Regions from separate parts of the Homo sapiens genome. Here region 1 is linked to region 2. Evidence: read pairs that join two places in POLR2A ChIA-PET (ENCODE). Cell type or tissue: MCF 10A. All regions are shown on one strand.

Region 1 (5,000 bases), 110 kb after region 2:
CTGGGTTTGGATTATAGATCCCAGGTGATTGCACCTGGGGGGCAAAGTTTGGAGCCTCTGCTGTAGAAGACTTCAAGGATTGAACGAGCAGGCAGCTAGGACAGTGCCAGCACAGTGGTTCCCGACCCTGCCTGCGTGTTGGAATCACCTGGGCACCTTCAGAAACCACTGATGCCTCAGCTCACCTCCAAAGATTGTGATATAATTGAACTGGGTGTGGCCTGGGCTTCAGAATTTATAAAAGATTCTCCAGATAATTTAAGTTTCGGAACTACTGACCTAGCATGTAGCGCTTATTAGATAATGATAGCTATTGTTGCGAGGTGCTATTCTAATAACTGCTTTACAGGTATTTACTCATTTACTCATTCATCTGTTCCTTTAAAACTATACGGAGGCACATGTCCTCAGTACCTCCCGAGGCTGTGTCACAGGCATGCATCCTTTAAAAAAGGAAGAAAAAAACTATTGTCATTTTACAGACAAGGAAACAGGCATAGAGTGGTTAAGGGACTCGCCCAAGGCCACAAAGCTAGTGTGTGGTGTGAGTTCTGGCCCGGGCTGTCTGATTTCAGTCCTTGCCCTTACCCCCTGGCCTGTGTTGCACTGAGCACTTGCTGTCTGCTGGTCCCTGAGTGAATGAATTCTGCATGAATAACGCATTCTTTCATTTCTACCTCCAAAACCTTTAGGGGAGGGGAGAGAGGGGCTCACAGAGAGGAAATGGAGGCTTGCAGCTGGCAAGAGGCAGGACCCGCCGCTCCTAACTACCTGTTCTCTGTTGCCGCAGAACCTGAAGGCGGCTAACACAGACCCCACAGCCCCGCCCTACGACACCCTCTTGGTGTTCGACTATGAGGGCAGCGGCTCCGACGCCGCGTCCCTGAGCTCCCTCACCTCCTCCGCCTCCGACCAAGACCAAGATTACGATTATCTGAACGAGTGGGGCAGCCGCTTCAAGAAGCTGGCAGACATGTACGGTGGCGGGGAGGACGACTAGGCGGCCTGCCTGCAGGGCTGGGGACCAAACGTCAGGCCACAGAGCATCTCCAAGGGGTCTCAGTTCCCCCTTCAGCTGAGGACTTCGGAGCTTGTCAGGAAGTGGCCGTAGCAACTTGGCGGAGACAGGCTATGAGTCTGACGTTAGAGTGGTGGCTTCCTTAGCCTTTCAGGATGGAGGAATGTGGGCAGTTTGACTTCAGCACTGAAAACCTCTCCACCTGGGCCAGGGTTGCCTCAGAGGCCAAGTTTCCAGAAGCCTCTTACCTGCCGTAAAATGCTCAACCCTGTGTCCTGGGCCTGGGCCTGCTGTGACTGACCTACAGTGGACTTTCTCTCTGGAATGGAACCTTCTTAGGCCTCCTGGTGCAACTTAATTTTTTTTTTTAATGCTATCTTCAAAACGTTAGAGAAAGTTCTTCAAAAGTGCAGCCCAGAGCTGCTGGGCCCACTGGCCGTCCTGCATTTCTGGTTTCCAGACCCCAATGCCTCCCATTCGGATGGATCTCTGCGTTTTTATACTGAGTGTGCCTAGGTTGCCCCTTATTTTTTATTTTCCCTGTTGCGTTGCTATAGATGAAGGGTGAGGACAATCGTGTATATGTACTAGAACTTTTTTATTAAAGAAACTTTTCCCAGAGGTGCCTGGGGAGTGAACTGTTTTCTAAATAGAAGGTTTATTGGCATCTAACTCACATACCATACCATTCACTTGTTTAACGTTTACAATTCAATGGTTTTTAGAATTTTCAGAGTTCTGCAAAAAGAGTGGGCTCTGTTTACCCTGCTGGCTTCACCCAAGCTTCCTCTCAATGGCAGGGGATACTCAGGGTCAGCTTCCATGCCTAAGTGGGCTCAGGGAGGGGAGACTTGCCCTCCTTTGCAAAGTCAGTTGCTCCATGAGAGAGAACCATTAACCTCTTACCCCAAGGCTGAGCCCCTCCACAGCCCCAGCAAGGTCTCTTCTGGAACAGCGGCTGCCCTCCCTGCAGGACAGTGTGTGACGACTTCCTCTTCTATGCTGGAGGGGTCCCTGTTGAAAGGCAGGGGTTGGGGAACAGCCAGCTCTGCTACTTGCTAGCACATTTTTTTTTTTTTTTTTGAGACGGAGTCTCGTTCTGTCGCCCAGGCTGGAGTGCAGTGGTGTGATCTTGGCTCACTGCAAGCTCTGCCTCCTGGGTTCACGCCATTCTCCTGCCTCAGCCTCCCGAGTAGCTGGGACTACAGGTGCCTGCCACTATGCCCAGCTAATTTTTTTTGAGTGTGTGTGTTTTTTTAGTAGAGACGGGGTTTCACTGTGTTAGCCAGGATGTCTCGATCTCCTGACCTCGTGATCCGCCCACGTCGGCCTCCCAAAGTGCTAGGATTACAGGCTTGAGCCACCGCGCCCAGCGCTGGCACATCATTTAACCTCCAGTTGCCTCAGATTTTACATTTACAAAATGGGGAGTTTTTGTGGAGATTAAGTGAATTAATATCTGGCACATGGTCCATGCAATCTGTTAGTTGGTAACAGCTACCATTTATTCAGTACTTTTAAAGGCCAGACAGGACTTCGATTATTTCCTCTAAATCCTCACAATCACCCTCTGAGGGGACTTTCTCCTTTAAAGAATGGCCACATTGTATTTGTTTTTTTAAATGACATCTGGTCATCATCGAAATCAAGCAAAACAAAATTAAGAGAACCTACCCAAGATGTCAGTGAAATTGGAACATTCCTGACAATACCAGGGCATAAATGCAGGAATCAGGAATAGGCAGCAGTGATAGAACAATTCTGTTTGTGCCCTTGTTAACGTGAAGTTCAAAGTCATCTTTGCAATTAGCCAAAAGAATCTGAAGTGAAGCTGAGGAAATTGCTGATGTTGAAATAAACATTTCCTTCCATGAGGATGACTAATTCTGTAAAGCGTCTCTGCTCAAAGCACAGACCCTGAACCGGAGTTATCGGTGCCACCTGCTGAATCGGAACCTCTAGGCAGGGCCCTGCTGTGGGTTGACAAGCCCTCCGTGGGATGCTCCTGCACACTCAGGTTTGCTGCCAAGACTCTGAAGGATGAGGCCAAGGAGCCTGAAGCCTCAGACTTTGGATGGAGAAACCAAAAGGAAATGAAGTTGGGGCTGGGCACCATGGCTCACGCCTGTAATTCCAACACTTTAAGAGGCTGAGGTGGGTGGATCACTTGAGGTCAGGGGTTCGAGACCAGCCTGGCCTGATCCGCCCGCCTCGGCCTCCCAAAGTGCAGAGTTATAGGCGTGAGCCACCGTGCCCGGCCTACACACACATTTTTGTACTAAAAATACAAAAATTAGCTGGGTGTGGCGCCTATAATCCCAGCTACTTGGGAAACTGAGGCACAAGAATCTCATGAATCCGGGAGGTGGAGGTTGCAGTGAGCCGAGATCACGCCACTGCACTCCAGCCCAGGCGACAGAGTGAGACCCTATCTCAACAACAAAAGGGTATGAAGTCGGATGAGAAAGCTCACCTGTCCTTGGTCCATGGCACCCTCAGGACAAAGCCGCCTCCTGCCTCTCCCACTGAGCTGGGGCCTCAGATTCCCCTCTGCCAGGGCTGTCTTTGCTGACAGGGAGTGTGGGAGGATTGGGTGTCTCTGCTAGCAAACACCTGCTGCCCGTTATCTTCAACTCCCTTCAGAGAAGCCTGGATAAATCAGAAACTCTATCTTCAGCAGAGGCTAATCATGAAACCAAGCAGCCCCTGTTTAGGCTGGCCTTCCTCCCCTGAGATATTTGGAGGAAAAACAGCCTTTCCCAGCCTCAACTGGCCTCGGTGGATGGATGTAGAGTCCCCTGGCAATGGAACCAGTCACCAGCCCCCGAGAGGTTTAGAAAGAATCAGAGCCTGGGCTCTGTGATGGGGACAATATTAAGTCACTCTCTCACTCTGGGCCTGCTTCTCATCTGCAAAACAGAAGCTTAGGACTCTGATCCTTAGTGCCTGTAATAAGTAAAAACATTTGCATTGGTAAGACACCAGCGCTAACCACGCAGAGTGGACACTAACCAGAAACAACTGATGTGCTGGCCATGATGAGGACCATCGGTCCTTTGAATTTTGTGTTTCAACACTTTGGTGTGCCTCCTTCCAGGATCTGTTTCTCCTGTGCATTACACACAATTTTTTTTTTTTTTTTTTTGAGACAGAGTCTCACTCTCCCCCCGGGGCTAGAGTGCAGTGGCACGATCTCAGCTCACTGCAACCTCCACCTCCCAAGTTCAAGTGATTCTCCTGCCTCAGCCTCCCAAGTAGCTGGGATTACAGGCGCCTGCCACTATGCCCAGCTATTCTTTTGTATTTTAGTTAAAAAATATTTTTGGGCCGGGCGCGGTGACTCACGCCTGCAATCCCAGCACTTTGGGAGGCTGAGGCGGGCGGATTATGAGGTCAGGAGTTCGAGACCAGCCTGGCCAAGATGGTGAAATCTCGTCTCTACTAAAAATACAAAAATTAGCTGGGTGTGGTGGCCTACGCCTGTAGTCCCCGCTACTTGGGAGGCTGAGGCAGGAGAGTCACTTGAACCCGGGAGGCGGAGGTTGCAGTGAACCAAGATTGTGCCATTGCACTCCAGCCTGGGCAACAAGAGTGAAACTCCATCTAAAAAATATATATATCTATAGATATATCTATAGATAGGTATATTTGGTAGACACGGGGTTTCACCATGTTGGCCAGGCTGGTCTCGAACTTCTGACCTCGACGAGTGATCTGCCCACCTCGGCCTCCCAAAGTGCTGGGATTATAGGCGTGAGCCACTGTGCCCAGCCTACACACATGCTTTGCATTATACCTTTTCATAACATGGCATATTGACTTACTGTCCCCAACACATCCAGTTTGGATGTGTTATTTAATGTCACCACAATCCATAGATATTGGTCATTCTAATTTTTTGCCCTTAACAATGTCAAACAACTTGCAGCATCCACTTGTGCAGATGCTTCAAAGCCAGTCCTGCATTCTACGGTGGGGTCGG
Region 2 (5,000 bases):
TTGCTGATACCCTTTCTTCCAGTTGATCGCATCGGCTCCTGAGGCTTCTGCATTCTTCACGTAGTTCTCGAGCCTTGGTTTTCAGCTCCATCAGCTCCTTTAAGCACTTCTCTGTATTGGTTATTCTAGTTATACATTCTTCTAAATTTTTTTCAAAGTTTTCAACTTCTTTGCCTTTGGTTTGAATGTCCTCCCGTAGCTCAGAGTAATTTGATCGTCTGAAGCCTTCTTCTCTCAGCTCGTCAAAATCATTCTCCATCCAGCTTTGTTCTGTTGCTGGTGAGGAACTGCGTTCCTTTGGAGGAGGAGAGGCGCTCTGCGTTTTAGAGTTTCCAGTTTTTCTGTTCTGTTTTTCCCCCATCTTTGTGGTTTTATCTACTTTTGGTCTTTGATGATGGTGATGTACAGATGGGTTTTCGGTGTAGATGTCCTTTCTGGTTGTTAGTTTTCCTTCTAACAGACAGGACCCTCAGCTGCAGGTCTGTTGGAATACCCTGCCGTGTGAGGTGTCAGTGTGCCCCTGCTGGGGGGTGCCTCCCAGTTAGGCTGCTCGGGGGTCAGGGGTCAGGGACCCACTTGAGGAGGCAGTCTGCCCATTCTCAGATCTCCAGCTGCGTGCTGGGAGAACCACTGCTCTCTTCAAAGCTGTCAGACAGGGACACTTAAGTCTGCAGAGGTTACTGCTGTCTTTTTGTTTGTCTGTGCCCTGCCCCCAGAGGTGGAGCCTACAGAGGCAGGCAGGCCTCCTTGAGCTGTGGTGGGCTCCACCCAGTTCGAGCTTCCCTGCTGCTTTGTTTACCTAAGCAAGCCTGGGCAATGGCGGGCGCCCCTCCCCCAGCCTCGTTGCCGCCTTGCAGTTTGATCTCAGACTGCTGTGCTAGCAATCAGCGAGATTCCGTGGGCGTAGGACCCTCTGAGCCAGGTGTGGGATATAGTCTCGTGGTGCGCCGTTTCTTAAGTCGGTCTGAAAAGCGCAATATTCGGGTGGGAGTGACCCGATTTTCCAGGTGCGTCCGTCACCCCTTTCTTTGACTCGGAAAGGGAACTCCCTGACCCCTTGCGCTTCCCAGGTGAGGCAATGCCTCGCCCTGCTTCGGCTCGCGCACGGTGCGCACACACACTGGCCTGCGCCCACTGTCTGGCACTCCCTAGTGAGATGAACCCGGTACCTCAGATGGAAATGCAGAAATCACCCGTCTTCTGCGTCACTCACGCTGGGAGCTGTAGACCGGAGCTGTTCCTATTCGGCCATCTTGGCTCCTCCCTCGCATTTTTCATTTTTCAATTCAACAGCATTGTTTGTCGTCTTTCTCCCTCCCTGCACGCTGAGGTCTTAGTTCAGGGTCTTGCACTTAGTAGGTGTTCAATAAACATTTATAAACGGAATAAACAGACAATCCCAGCATTGCTCAATACTATTCCAGTCAATACTCCTTGCTCTCTGAGTGACCTGGGACAAAACCTTCTTTTTTTAGAGACAGGGTCTCACTCTTGTCACCCAGGCTGGGGTGCAGTGGCGTAATCACGGCTCACTGCAGCCTCGACCTCCCCAGGCTCAAGTGATTCTCCTAGCTCAGCCTCCCAAGTAGCTGGGACTACAGGTACTGCCACCACTCCTGGCTAATTTTTTATTTTTTATAGAGACGAGGGTCTCACTATATTGCCCAGGTTGGTCTCAAACTTTTGGGCTCAAGCCATCCTTCTGCCTCAGCCTCTGAGTAGCTAGGACTATAGATGCGAGCCACCATGTCCAGCAAATTTCTTAAGCTCTCTGTACTTAAGTTTCCTCAACGGTAAAATGGCCGTCTTAATAGAATGTAACCTGTAGGGCTGTTGCAGATTAAATGGGTTAATATGTTGCACTATGTGTGGCCCATGGTCAGCACTATAGATGTGTCTTGCTATTATTTTGTTATCATCATCACATGTGGAAAGTAAACAAACAAAAAACAGGTGTACTGTCGTGGGCCATGCATTGGACCTGGAGTTAGAAGGTGCAACTCTAGCTGTGCAGTCTTTGCTAGTTAAAACACAGGCCCCAGGCCAGGTGAGGTGGCTCACACGTGGGATCCCAGGACTTTGGGAGGCCAAGGCAGGAGGATCCCTTGAGGCCAGGAGTTCAAGACCAGCCTGGGCAATCTGCATTCCCTTTCTGAGCCTGAGTTTTTCTGTAAAATGGGGGCTACCATAATCTCACCTATTAAAGCTGATGTGAGGATTAAGTGAGTTAATAGCTACAGAGCACCTGCACCTGCACCGTGCTCAGCTCATAGTAGTTGCTTTTTACAATGTGCTAACCCAAGGTGAACAGGCTAGGATTCTGCGGGCGCTGGCCTGCCAGGAGCTCTCCCGGGAGCCTCCAGGAGCGAGGGTTGCAGGACCCCTTCCACCTCCCTGCTGGGCGCCGCGTGCTTGCCTGGTGGCCACCGGGGGGCGGTGATGCGCCGTGAAGGGCTCCCAGGACTGCAGAGCTCGTAGCCGCCCGGCCGCAGGAAGCCTGCAAGAGGCGAGCTTGTTTGGCTTCCTCTCCTTTTCTTCCTTCTTTTCTCCCTTCCCTCCTTTAAACGACGCTGGAATTTCTCCTTCTCTGATGAGATACCTGCTCTTGGCGACGTCCATCCACAGGTCACAGGTCCTGTATGCAAGAAGAAGAGATATGGGGCACCCGGCAACAGCAGGGATCAGGTTGAGCATCAGAAATAATGAGACCTGGCTGGGCACGCTGGCTCACGCCTGTAATCCTAACACTTTGGAGGCCGAGGCGGGTGGATCACCTGAGGTCAGGAGTTTGAGACTAGCCTGGCCAACATGGCGAAACCCTGTCTTTGCCAAAAAATACAAAAATTAGCTGGGCGTGGTGGCAGGTGGGTGTAATCTCAGCTACTCAGGAGGCTGAGGCAGGAGAATCCCCACTTCACTCCAGACTGGCCGAAAGAGTGAAACTCCATCTCTAAATAAATAAATTAAATAAATAAATAAAACAACGAGACCTGCAAATCCACACATCCGAGGGGCCCGTGGTGGGATGCAGGAGCAGCCGGCATCCCCACGAGCAAAGCATTAGTTTTTCCTCGCAGCTAATTATTTTGAAAAACTTCATACCCACAGAAATGCTTTAAAATTGTACAGTCAACAAACACCTTTATTTCTCCCATTTGGATTCATCAGTTGTCAACACATTTTGCCACGCATTTCATTGTATTTTTATTTTCTTGACTGCACCATTTGAGAGTTACTTGGAGACATCCTGACACTTCATCCCTGAATACTTCAGCCTGTATCTCTGTAGGCAACCGCAATGCCATTATCACACTTAAAAAGCTCAACCTTGATATAACGCTATTATCTCACCGATACATACTCAAATGTCCCGTTGTCTCATTTATATCCTGTGTAGCTGTGGTTTTATTTGTGATCCAAGAGCCAATCAATGTTCACATCATTTTTTCTTTCATGACATTTTTAAAGAATCCAGGCAGTTGTCTTGTAAAAGGTCCCACAATTGGAATTTGTCCTGTTTATTATTCATGGTTATATTCAGGCAAGTCGTTTTGGTAACCATATTACATAGGCCTTGTTATCTATTTCCCATTATATCATATCAGGAGGCCCATTGGGTAGGTTTGTGCTATTTTGTGACGCTAAGTTTGATCACTGGGCTATCTGTGACAGTTTCCTGTCCTTCCTTCTATCCAACCCCGCCACCCAAAAAAAAAAAAACCAAACCAAATCTGACATCACAAGAAGCAACAAGCTACATCTAAGATGTGGGACAAATAGCCCAATAAACCCAGGGTCACCCAGGCCTCCCTGCTGCCTTTCAAAAAACCTGGGCACATTCCTGCCACAGGAACTTTGCACTTGCTATTCCTGACACGCGTAATGTTCCCCATGAAGAGCATGGTTTCCTCCCTCATCCTCAAGTCTTTGTTCAAATATCAGCTTTTCAGCAAGACCTTCATTAACTAGTCTAGCCCCCAGTATGGTTTGGCTGTGTCCCCACCCAAATCTCATCTTGAATTGTAGCTCCCATAATTTCCATGTGTTATGGGAGGGACCATGTGGGAGATAATTGAATCATGGGGGCAGTTTCCCCCATACTATTCTTGTGGTAGTGAATAAGTCTCACGAGATCTGATGGTTTTATAAGGGGTTTCCTTTTTTGTTGGCTCTCATTCTCTCTCTTGCCTGCCGCCATGTAAGACATGCCTTTCACCTTCCACCATGATCATGAGGCCTCCCCAGCCACGAGGAACTGTGAGTCCATTAAACCTATTTTTCTTTATAAATTACCCAGTCTTGGATATATCTTTATCAACAGTGTGAAAACAGACTAATACACCCCCTTACCCTGCTCTACTTTTTCCCCATAGCAATTATCACCTCCTGACATGTCATATAATTGACTTATTATATTTGCTGTCTGTCTCCCTCTGGTGGTGTGTAAACTCTGTCAGCATAGGGATTTTTCACTGTTCTATTCACTGCTGTATTCACTTACAGAATTGCTCTTCGCTGGGCTGGCTCCTTCCCCACTTTCAGGTGTCAGTTCAAATGTAAGTCTTCCCTGACTACCCCTTATAACACAGTAACTTTCTATCTGTTCACCCCACTTTAATGTATCTATCTTATTTACTGTTTACTGCCTAATGTCTTTGTTTGTTTGCTTGTTTTGAGACAGGGTCTCTGTCACCCAGGCTGGAGTGCATGATGCAATCATGGCTAACTGCAGCCTCCACTTCCCAGGCTCAAGTGATCCTCCCACTTCAGCTTCCCAAGTGGCTGGGTCTACAGGCATGAGATACCAAGCGTGGGCTGTCTAGGGTCTTATCTCACTGCTCCCACCCCTCATGAAGACGAAAGTCTTTGCCTGCTTTGTTCACTGCTATATCCCCAATACTGGCACATAGTAGGTCCTCAATAAGTATTTGCCGAATGAATGAATGACTTCACAGGGAGGTATAACAGTTAAAAACATGCCATTCAACTCACTTCTCTGG

Evidence for each region. ChIA-PET counts read pairs that join two places held together with the same protein. Peaks named below come from ENCODE experiments on the same cell type or tissue, not always from the same donor. Only the 100,000 strongest peaks of a DNase experiment are listed, where the experiment ranks them.
Region 1: POLR2A ChIA-PET joins it to region 2 with 5 read pairs; 2 of 35 experiments call an interaction of 5 or more read pairs at or near these places.

Annotation. Positions count from the first base shown.
Region 1 is chr16:68,697,401-68,702,400 of GRCh38, forward strand. It overlaps CDH3 (cadherin 3), which reads left to right. Exons shown (of 16, transcript NM_001793.6): 16 at 791-2,892. The coding sequence ends at 1,000. Among named protein-coding and RNA genes, the nearest start is that of CDH1, 37 kb to the right of the region's middle. RefSeq lists an enhancer at 2,271-2,415 and a cis regulatory region at 2,343. In MCF 10A, no CTCF peak of the experiment used is centred here; a DNase peak (open chromatin) is centred at 2,921.
Region 2 is chr16:68,588,239-68,593,238 of GRCh38, forward strand. No RefSeq gene overlaps it. Among named protein-coding and RNA genes, the nearest start is that of ZFP90, 51 kb to the left of the region's middle. In MCF 10A, CTCF peaks have their summits at 2,410 (motif pointing right) and 4,453 (motif pointing left); a DNase peak (open chromatin) is centred at 2,463.